Regions from separate parts of the Mus musculus genome. Here regions 1, 3 and 4 are each linked to region 2. A link is a loop called in an ENCODE intact Hi-C map of the cell type or tissue named here. Cell type or tissue: heart. All regions are shown on one strand.

Region 1 (2,500 bases), 56 kb after region 2:
TCCATGTTTGTCACTTATAGACTGTGCAGTTAGTGCTCACTGGTGAGGCCGTATTAACTACTCTTTGCACAGCGCTGACAGAGTTAGATTCAGAATATTGGTTTTGATTCTGGGGCCTTAGATTTTGATTGAGTGAATCTTTATGGATTAAGAAAAAAAAAAGCAAGCTGGGTGTAGCATGCAACCCTTTAATCCCAGCACTGGGAGGGAAAGGCACATAGATCTCTAAGTCTGAGGGCAGCCTGGTCTACAAGGTGAGTTCCAGGGCAGCCAGGGCTACAGAGTGAGACCCTGTCTTGAACCCTGTTCCACACCCTCCCCCTGACCCCCCAAAAAGAGAGAAAAACAGTAAGAATGACTAGAACAGCGCAGACTTTTCCTCCTTTACTGTAAGCTTTTTTTTAAATGACGTGTATTCTAAAGTGTCCTGTAAAAATGAATTTGCAACACTCACATAATTTAAAAGCAAAGACGCCATCTTTGAATGTTAGATTATTATAAATATATGCAGACGATGGTCTATGAAAGACTTATCTGTGAAGAAGAAGAGAAAGCTAATCCCCAGAGTGCCCTCCAATTTAAATGAGTTGAACAAAATGTACTTTGGTGCAAGACAGGCATGATCTCAGGGTGTGAAGATGTTTCATGCAGAACAAATAGAGCTGGCCTTCTGTTTCTTTTGGTTGTAGGTAGGGCCAGTGTGATAGGAAGAGCACTATTCCATCTCCGCATTAGAAGACCTAAGAACTAGTCCACGCATTTCATTTTCTAAGACCACAACCCTGGCATTTACTCTTTAAACTCACACAACAGGATTAATTCTGCTTGTTTAGTGTGGCTTATCCACATGGGGTTAAAAGAACAACATCAAAGTTAAATGTTAAACCTTGGATGTGCTGTATCAGTCAGTTTCAACTCCACTTCTTGAGGTAGTTAAAACCAACTATGTACAGGAAATATTGTATATGGTGTATGGTATAGGGTACAGCTATAAAAGTCAGCCAATGGTCCTATGCTGGCCTCTGGTGGATGGACTAAATACTAGTGTTCACATAACCATAAAATTCTACCTCAGAAAACCTTGACATGGGAATTCTATCTTATATTTCCACAAAAATTTCCTGGGAGGTTCTTATTAAAATGCATATTTCAGGATTCTTTCTTTAAATTCTGATTGACTAGTATCATTGTGCAACCTAGGAACCTTGACTTTCAGAATAGCTTTAAAAGTATGCCTTAAATGAATTGGAGGTGTGTATATGTGTGTATGTCTTCATGATTGTGTGTATATTCATGTGTATATATGTCTGTGTAAGGAAATGGGTAAAGGGAAATACATGGATGTTTTAAAAAATGTGCAAATTGGTACAAATTGAATTTTATAAGAGTAAATTTATAGCTTTCATAAAGTTTTGACATACTAAAACAAGGAAACAATAATTTGTTTTGCTATATATATATATATCTTTGTTTAATGTTATCATTTTATATTATCTTAAAGACTGGAAGAACGTAGTGAATTATGGGAATAGCTTTGCTGTGACCCTGGTGATCTCTGATAAAGAGACTAAGATAGAACAGCCTACAGAGCTTAGAGTGGCCTTTGGTTTGGTTACACATACATTCTGTCTCAAGTCTTAGTGCCCCTGTCCATGACCCAAACTACTGTACCACAGGAAAATGTCCTTGCCCGGAGAACTGTGTTCTTTGTGGGCATTTTACCATTACAGGCTTTTAAGGGATAATCATAAAATAAAGAGACATATAATAAGATAAAACAAAAACTAACACATCAGATTTGGGTAAAATGAACAAACAAGCAAACAGACAGATGGAAAAGAGACCAAGAGAAGACACAAGAATCAGAGACCCACTGTTCACACTCTGAGCTTCACTTTTATTAACACTGAAATATATGTAGTAATTTCTATTGAATAGCTGTATCAGTATTAAATATTACACACATATACTATACATATATGTTTATTTATACTTATGATGCCCAAATTATAAAGGCACAACTTACTGTTTTCCTTCATTTATATATTTGAAAATTTTATTGTAATAATTTTATAAAACTGATATCATATTATCCATAATCTCTTTGAACTTGCTTTTTAAAATAGAATGTTATGAATATCTTTCCTTGGAAATTAATATTATTATTTAACAGTGTTGGATGGCTGCACAGTATTCAGTTGTGTAACTATACTGTAATTTGTTTTACTATTGTCATTTTGCTAAGTGTTGTTCATATAAGTGAACAAAAATTATAAAAATTAATGCCTACAGAAAATTGCGTTCTAGAATGGAGAAATAGATCCTAAACAATGAATATAATACCATCTATTCAAAGATGGGAACTTTGGGCAGTGGGAACAGAGAGGGAGCAGTGGCTCAGGAGGGAGCATGTTGAAATTCTTTATTAATGAGGGCTGGCAGCCATGGAAGATGAGATTGGAAAGAGATTAGAAAGAGCAAGGGGTTAATCTGGACATTA
Region 2 (2,500 bases):
GAAAGAAGTTCATTTCCTCTCACAGTTCTAGAGGCACAGGAGGTCTTGCTAAAAGAGTTCTGAAGTGGTGCAGAGCATGGGAGAGAACATGTGGGTCAACGTGTTTCTCTATCAGGTCTCTCTTCCTCAAGGATTCTGTCATGACCTCTGCTCTAATGACTGTAGCTTATCCCAATCATTCCCCAAGTCCTCATCTCCAGATGTCCTCTTACAGTCCCACAAGGAGGAGTTGATTTAGATAGGAAACCTTAGGGGCCATTCAAGTAACACACATCTGCATGTGTTAATGACATCATTGTTTGTCCCCATTGGTGACTGACTTTGGAGTGAGGAGAGTGCTGGGGGTGGGGGTGGGGGTGAGGAGGGGAGAGACTCAGAGAAGCCTGAAGAAATCCATGGTCACCGAGTGGCTGCAGATAAAGAGCTGTGAATTGACATAAGTAAAAATCAGTAGAATTCAGACGGTCTAAACCATCTGTTATAATGAAATAAAATATTAAGTCTGCATGTGTCCTCATTTGGAATATCTCCATATTTTGGAACTATCACTATATGCCTCATGAAATGCCTTGGGAGCCATTTTATTCTTACCTCATTCCTGAGGATGGCTTTGAGTACGACCTACAACTCTGTGCATGGAACAAAGGGCTTTCCACTTGTGTCTTGTCATCATTCAAATGTTTGCACATTTGCGCTTTCTGATTTTTAAGCGAAGGCTGCTCCTCAAACATGAAGAGCATCTCATTCAATTGCTCTTCAATCTCAGAGCATCAACGGCTCTGAGAACTTTAGAGCAATTCAATCCTACAGTGACCGTTGAACTCACTGTCCAATGCCCAGCAGCTAAATGGAATGGTGGCAAAGAGATACCCTTCTGTTGTTGGGTTTGGACAGGAATGCTTGTCACCAGATTTAAAAAGTTGTCTAGAAGAGACTTGTGCCCTGCCCATCACTTTTCAGGGTCCAGCATCTTCAACGAAGGAAGATAGAGTTGTTACATCTTTACTTGTTTGGGGAATTAGCAGGAGGCATCCACAAGGTGGGTGGTAGTGGGGTAGGTGGGTGGAAGGGTGGAGGGCAGTCGCTAGTACGATGCTAGATTTCCATGTTGAACCCTTGACGTCGGTGGAACACTGACTTTAACTAGGGTGTGAACTTTTGGGCAGATAACTTTGACCTTGTAAGATTTTACTGCTATTTCCTATGGGGATGAGCGGGAGGATCCCTGGAGTGGCAAGCCATGGTGGAAGGGGTAGGTAGAGGTTTAGAGGTGGAAACGAAGGGAGGGACGAGAATAGAACACACAATTTCTTCATAATCAGTTCAGTAATTTGTTTTGTTTTTGTTTTTGTTTTTGTTTTTGTTTTTTCCTGAGGGCTGGTTCTGACTCCTCAAGGATCGGTCCTTTTGGCCACATGGTGGCGCTAGTTGTTTAGAAAACAAGCTGGACGCTGTCAGGAAACCAGCTGTAGCACTCCTGAATGTACCGAAAATGAGCTGTAGTTGACGTTTAGAGTAATTAATAACGCATTAGGAAATTTACTAACAGGGATAATCCACACTGAGTTAATTAGAAAGCAATTTTAAGGCCGGGGAAGTGGGGGTGGGGGGAGAGAAATGAATGAGTGGAGACACTGCCTCTCCAGGGTTCGCGCAGCGTGCAAATTAGCACAATCACCCAAGGCATTAATCTAGCAACGACCTGTTTAGGTTCCGACCCATCAGCAACGCAACTCTTGGCCCAAGCTAGTCAAGATGGTGTAGGGGTGGGAGGGGGTAGGGACTGCTGCTCACTGTTGCGGAAAGAATCTTGTCCTGGGTTTTCTCTCTCTCTCTCTCTCTCTCTCTCTCTCTCTCTCTCTCTCCTGTGACATTGCACGGAGGCACTTTGTCCTTCAGGAACTGTTTCGTACCTTCAACATGCACCCTCAGGACCTGATAACCTCTAAGTCCCCCTTTCGTTTTGGCATTTGATGATGTTAGAAGACAAGGCTTTCTTGAGTTGGAGATGTATAGATACATGCTTACGTATGTAATCACAATGCCCAGCAAACAGCATCTGCTGGGTTATGATAAGAGTGGAAAATGTGGCATTTACCTACTCAGACCCTGGCTGCAGGAGGAGATTCTGATTGGTATCTGCAACTAGAGCTCACTGCTGTCTGGGAAGAAATTGAATTTGAAAAGGTCTTTTAAAAGGGCCTTTGGGAAGTCACAGGAAATAAGCGCAGGCGGGCAGTTGCTAAGGAGGTTTTGGGACTTGGATGGACAGGTAGGGAGGAAGAACAGCAGGAAGGCATGCTTGGGGAAGCCCAGAGAGCAAAGGACCTGGGAGCATTTCAGCCTCTCCATAGTTAATCACTCAGCCAAACGGCTATGATGCAGGCTGGAACCTGGCATTACGTGGTCCAGACTCTACCTGGCCCTTTTCATTTTTTTGCCTCCTGAAAAAGTTGGCCAACACCTGTCAGCATGTTCCATTTTTCATTTGCTTGGAACA
Region 3 (2,500 bases), 130 kb after region 2:
CATGTCTCCTACTCTGTTTCCCATACTGCACTGGTGACACTTGGGATAGGAGAGGAAAAACATAAAAACTTTTTTCTCCAAGGATCCTCCTATGCAGAATAGATCTCTCTCTCTCTCTCTCTCTCTCTCTCTCTCTCTCTCTTTCTCTCTCTCTCTCTCTCATCTTTGTATTTGTCTTTTCCTCTGGACTTTGAACAAAATGGTTGCCAGGGACATTGGTACTTTATTATCTTTTATCCAGTACTAGGAATTCAGCCTACTGACTTGTGCATGCTAGGCAAGCATTCTATCACTTGGCCAAACCATCCCACCTCTTTTTGCCTTTTTTTTTTCCTTAACGGCAGAGCACCACTAAGCTGCCCAGGGAAGCCTTGAACTCAGGATCCCCCTGTTGTAGACACTTGAGTAGCTTATCAATTTATCACCCTTATCTGAAACACATAACAGAATGATTGACATACATGCTTAAGTTTTTTCACTGGTTGATTGAATAACCATAAGCGATTGTAACCCAGAAAGTACACTGATGCAGGCATGCAGAACGTTCTTTGCAGATATGTATGTTTACTGATAAATGATGACTCACTTAAAAACCTCACATTAAAAAAATAATGTCATAAATGGCCTGTGAAGTTCTTTGATAGTCACAGTAATTATGTTATACAGTGCTGTACAGCCCTAAAGACATGGGAGATGTAAAAGAACAACACATCTCCAGCTAGAGTGATTATTGCTAGACTTTTCTGAATTGTACCATCTTCCCTTTCTTTCTTTAATGACCAGGATAGGACTTAGTTCCTGATGAGCTTTTTAGGGGCTGGGGTGGGGTGAGACTTTCAGAATCAGAACACAGGAGTCCAGGGTACCACAAGTGGGCAGTGTCTAGGACTCAAGAGTAGCATGGAAGGTGATTAACCTGGAGTTCTATAGCAGCCATTACCCAGAAAGGAAGTGTGCATGTGAATGCATGAGTCGGTGCACCCATGGATTCATAAATGCATGTACAAGTTTGGGTAGTGCATGTGTGTGTGTGTGTGTAGTGCATGTGTGTATGTCTCCGTGTTAACAGAATGCACTGTAGAAGAGGTGAAAATGGGAGCCTGTGGTTCGCCTGGTTACCTAGGTACTATTTTGCTGCCCAAATCTTGTGTGTATCTGTAAGTAGGCCTTCCTTCTTCTACTGATGTACTTCTTAAATTGAAAATATGAAGTCTGAATATATAAGTGGCCTGGGGAGATGAGCATCTATTTTGGTGGCATTTTCTTCCTGGACTACTTTCAGAAGAGAACCACATGGTGGCACTGTTGCACCATATCTCACAAGCCCTTTGCCCACTGCCTGATTCCAGGTAAATTCAATTGCTGGGCAATAAATTGGGAGATGATGTTGGTTTAACCAGTGAACATTATGCTCATTTTTGGTACCACTGATTATGTTTTTCCATGATAGAATACATTTCTACCCCTTGTTAGAACACTTGTGTAATCCCTGTAACAAACACGGACACAGTTTGAAATCAGGTTGCATAGGCCTGGCTTTTCCCAACACTGCACTAATTGGTTTTGTTCCATACAGCCAACATCTGCTTGAGAAGAGTACCTAGTGTTGTCATACAAGAAGCTACCCACCCAGAAATAAGGAAACTGTCAAAAGCCCACTCAACGTGACTTTGCCAAGGTGGGTTCCCAAACGAACCTTGTGACTTACACTGGTAGATTGATTCTCTTGGAGAAACCTCCCTTTGCCAATATGAATTTCTGCCTACAGATATTGTTTGGGGCTGTGAAGTGTTCTTCCATAAATGCTATTGTCTGGGATCTTTTCTCTATTAGGAGTCCACCTCTGACAACACGCTTGGCCTTCCGTCCTTTGGTTTCTGATCATGTTGGTAAGGAGACTGAACTGAAATAGATTGGTGCATTGGAGTACCACGGGGGCTGGCACCTTCCCAAGGATGATGGGCTCAGAGCAGATGCTGAGTGCCACTCAGTGGTTCTGAAGACAAGGTTATGGGTATTAAAGCTGTTCTAACTGTGAAGGAGGTGGCTCTCTGTAGGGAGTCTATGGGACACACGCCACTACCAGAGCTTCTCAGAGTTTATCAGAATTAGTCAGAGGGCTTGCTGGAACAGATCCCTGGGCCTGAGGCTCCAGCTTGCAATTCTGTACTGCAGAGTTATGGCTGAGAGTGAGCACTGATAACCATATCCAGTCACGCGGGGACACCCATGAAAGCTCATATATACGGCCCTTTCCTCTATATGGAATGTAAAAAAACCCGCTGATTTGTGGAATGAGGATTTATATCACGGTTCAGCCGTGAGGATTCAAACACAGGTCCCATTTGTAAGAGGCTGGTTATTTAAGAGGCCAAACATCTAAATTCACAACCGTCTGTAAGTCCTGTTCCTGGGGATCTGCTCATCTGGCATCCCTGTGTGCTAAGCACAGACACGCACACAGGCAAAACACTCATACATGTAACATCCCTGTGTGCTA
Region 4 (2,500 bases), 180 kb after region 2:
CTCTGTAATCTTGAAGAGTATAAATGATAGCTTGCAGGAGATGTTAAATGCAAGTATGGCAATTGGAGTTAGGATTCCCAGGTCCAAAGTAAAAATACCAGGTGAGTGTGCTGGGTGGGATGCCTTTAATTCCATCTCTAGAAGGTGGATCCCCAGAGCAGGTTGGCTAGTGACATTACCCGCATCAGGAAGCTCTGGGTTTAGCTGGTATGCCCTGTCTGTCTCGTGAATACGAGGGAAAAGCAATGATAACCCTGGGTCTCCTCCTGGACACACAAGCATACATGTGCTCACATGCATGCGAGCACACAGACACATACTCGAGCACAACACACACACACACACACACACACACACAGGACAATGGAAAAGAAAAAGAGTGTAATGATTTTAAGTTGAAAATTGTGAAGGTAAATGAGAGTTCATAGATGAACTTGCTTGGAGCTGCTTGGAAGTTTATAGTGTGTTCATAATGCCTATGTGTAAATCAGTACTATGGAAAAGTGTGATTACAGTAGTTCTCAACCCTCCTATCAATGTCAGCCTAGTGGACCAAAAAATAATTACATCTCCAGATGCTTGATCCGAAGATCTGAGAAGACATCTAGAAATCTATTGTTTTGGAAATTTCTTTTTTAAATATATATTTCATACAAGGAGAATCAAAGACAAGATATTATTTATTACAAAGAAATTCAGCAGATAAAAACTATTTCCCAGTTCACGGAACGAGAGGAAGTGCTAACAGCATATTATCTAGTCCAGGCTACCCTCTCCTATGTCATGGATTAGTCTTGTGAGGATTCTATGCCTCAGGGTAGGGGAATGCCAGGGCCAGCAAGTGGGAGTGAGTGGGTTGGGGAGCGGTGGGGGGGAGGGTATAGGGGATTTTCGGAGAGGAAAGTAGGAAAAGGGATAGCATTTGAAATGTAAATGAAGAAAACATCTAATAAAAACAAAACAAACCAGACCTTTTTTTGATTGACAGCACACATTTAATAATTGTTGGCGTGCAGTAGGTGATCAATAGATAATGATAAATTTAAAATTAGTGTAAGTGGTTCTTGGTGGTTAGGTAATTTATCCAATTGTTCTGAGCCTTATGCTGCCACTAGGTGGCGACTGTCCAACTGTTCTTGTGCGTCCCACCGTAGCTCAGGCTTTGGTTGGGATGGTAAGAAGTGACACAGTGCCCCCTAGCGCCCACTGACAATAATGTCTAGATTTATTAGATAAATCTTGATTTACAATATATAGTCATATGAACTTCAAATCATGTATGCATTATTGATACACACATAATATTGTGTACATATTATAAATTTTGTTAGTCATGTTTTACAGATGAGAAACATTGGTCCAAAAGACCAAATAGTGATCTGTGGGAGCTGAGCCTGGCAATGGTTTATGTCCCATTTATCATGTGGCCAACAGCTGTACATGAGAACACCTATTCTATTTATATCCTAACTGGGATTCTCTAAGGTGTGTGTGTGTGTGTGTGTGTGTGTGTGTGTGTGTGTACGTGTGTGTGCATGTGAGAGAAAAGCAGTGCGAGACAAAAGAAGGCTGGGTTTGGAGCCATAAAATGAAACATCACGAATATCAAAAACAAACTCATGATGATGGTTTAACAGTCCATCAATTGATCATCAGATGAGCAGCTGGGATAGGGGTACTAATTGGATACTTCAGTGAGATATTCAAGATCCTTTCAGGGAAAGTAGTCAAAACATAATGCCATCAGATTCTAAATGTCTCCATTGGTGGTTGTTGCTTTTAGGGTGTCATTTTGCTGTTAGCAGTGGCTTGTGAGAAAGCTGTGACATACGCCTGTGAAGGGATCAGTGAACATCCATTGTGCAGCCCAGGAGCTCCTAGCAGGGATGTCAGAGAATTTCCATCTCATGTGCCAACTCTAATTGATTGGCGGTGGCTCTTTGGAGAAATAGACTGCATTGAGAAGGAATTGATGGGACTCTGGAACTTTGTAGGAGTGTGTCATTAATTCATTAGTAATATCCGCCGCAAGGACTAGATCATAAAGTTTTTCAGACAGGGGCTGGTTTATGTCTGTTGTATTTACTGCTATGCCCCAGGATGTAGATGGCAGCCTACTCATCAATATTTTTTGGAGGAACATATGCCGAAGGAAAGGAGATGATGTCATAGAAGTCAAGTGAATGCCATTTTTATTTGCAGGATACCTCCAGGAGCAATGAGTGGGTTTGCCTCATCTCTAGGGAGTTGTTTGCTATCTCCATTGCGTGCTTCCATGATGAAAGGAGGATCCAGGAGGTTGGGGTGTTATTTCAGGGAGCCCCAACTGTGAGTTCCCACCTGAGCCCGGTGCTTTCGACACTGACACCGTGATTGATTTTCGCTGCTCGGTTGCAGGCTTTCTTCGTTATGTGGGTTCGCCCTCCTCTCTGGACCATCCACTTATATCCTTAGAGTGTAAACCGATGACTTTTCTCTAACTCACAGCCAGGTCTGATCC

Evidence for each region. A loop is a pair of places that touch in the nucleus more often than their neighbours do. Peaks named below come from ENCODE experiments on the same cell type or tissue, not always from the same donor. Only the 100,000 strongest peaks of a DNase experiment are listed, where the experiment ranks them.
Region 1: a loop joins it to region 2, with 6 times the contacts of the local background. A loop is called at or near these places in 15 of 42 quality-filtered maps.
Region 3: it touches region 2 in a loop (10-fold over the local background); 10 of 42 quality-filtered maps call a loop at or near these places.
Region 4: a loop joins it to region 2, with 12 times the contacts of the local background. A loop is called at or near these places in 31 of 42 quality-filtered maps.

Annotation. Positions count from the first base shown.
Region 1 is chr2:101,595,893-101,598,392 of GRCm38, reverse strand. The region is part of intron 2 of Iftap (intraflagellar transport associated protein); the gene reads left to right. Among named protein-coding and RNA genes, the nearest start is that of Rag2, 28 kb to the left of the region's middle. In heart, a CTCF peak has its summit at 1,034 (motif pointing left); no DNase peak of the experiment used is centred here.
Region 2 is chr2:101,651,976-101,654,475 of GRCm38, reverse strand. No RefSeq gene overlaps it. Among named protein-coding and RNA genes, the nearest start is that of Rag1, 3.7 kb to the right of the region's middle. In heart, a CTCF peak has its summit at 1,416 (motif pointing right); no DNase peak of the experiment used is centred here; H3K4me3 peaks cover 575 bases; H3K27ac peaks cover 286 bases; H3K27me3 peaks cover 243 bases.
Region 3 is chr2:101,524,736-101,527,235 of GRCm38, reverse strand. No RefSeq gene overlaps it. Among named protein-coding and RNA genes, the nearest start is that of Gm39887, 32 kb to the left of the region's middle. In heart, a CTCF peak has its summit at 1,292 (motif pointing right); no DNase peak of the experiment used is centred here.
Region 4 is chr2:101,471,599-101,474,098 of GRCm38, reverse strand. No RefSeq gene overlaps it. Among named protein-coding and RNA genes, the nearest start is that of Gm39886, 15 kb to the right of the region's middle. In heart, a CTCF peak has its summit at 1,151; a DNase peak (open chromatin) is centred at 1,148; H3K27me3 peaks cover 269 bases.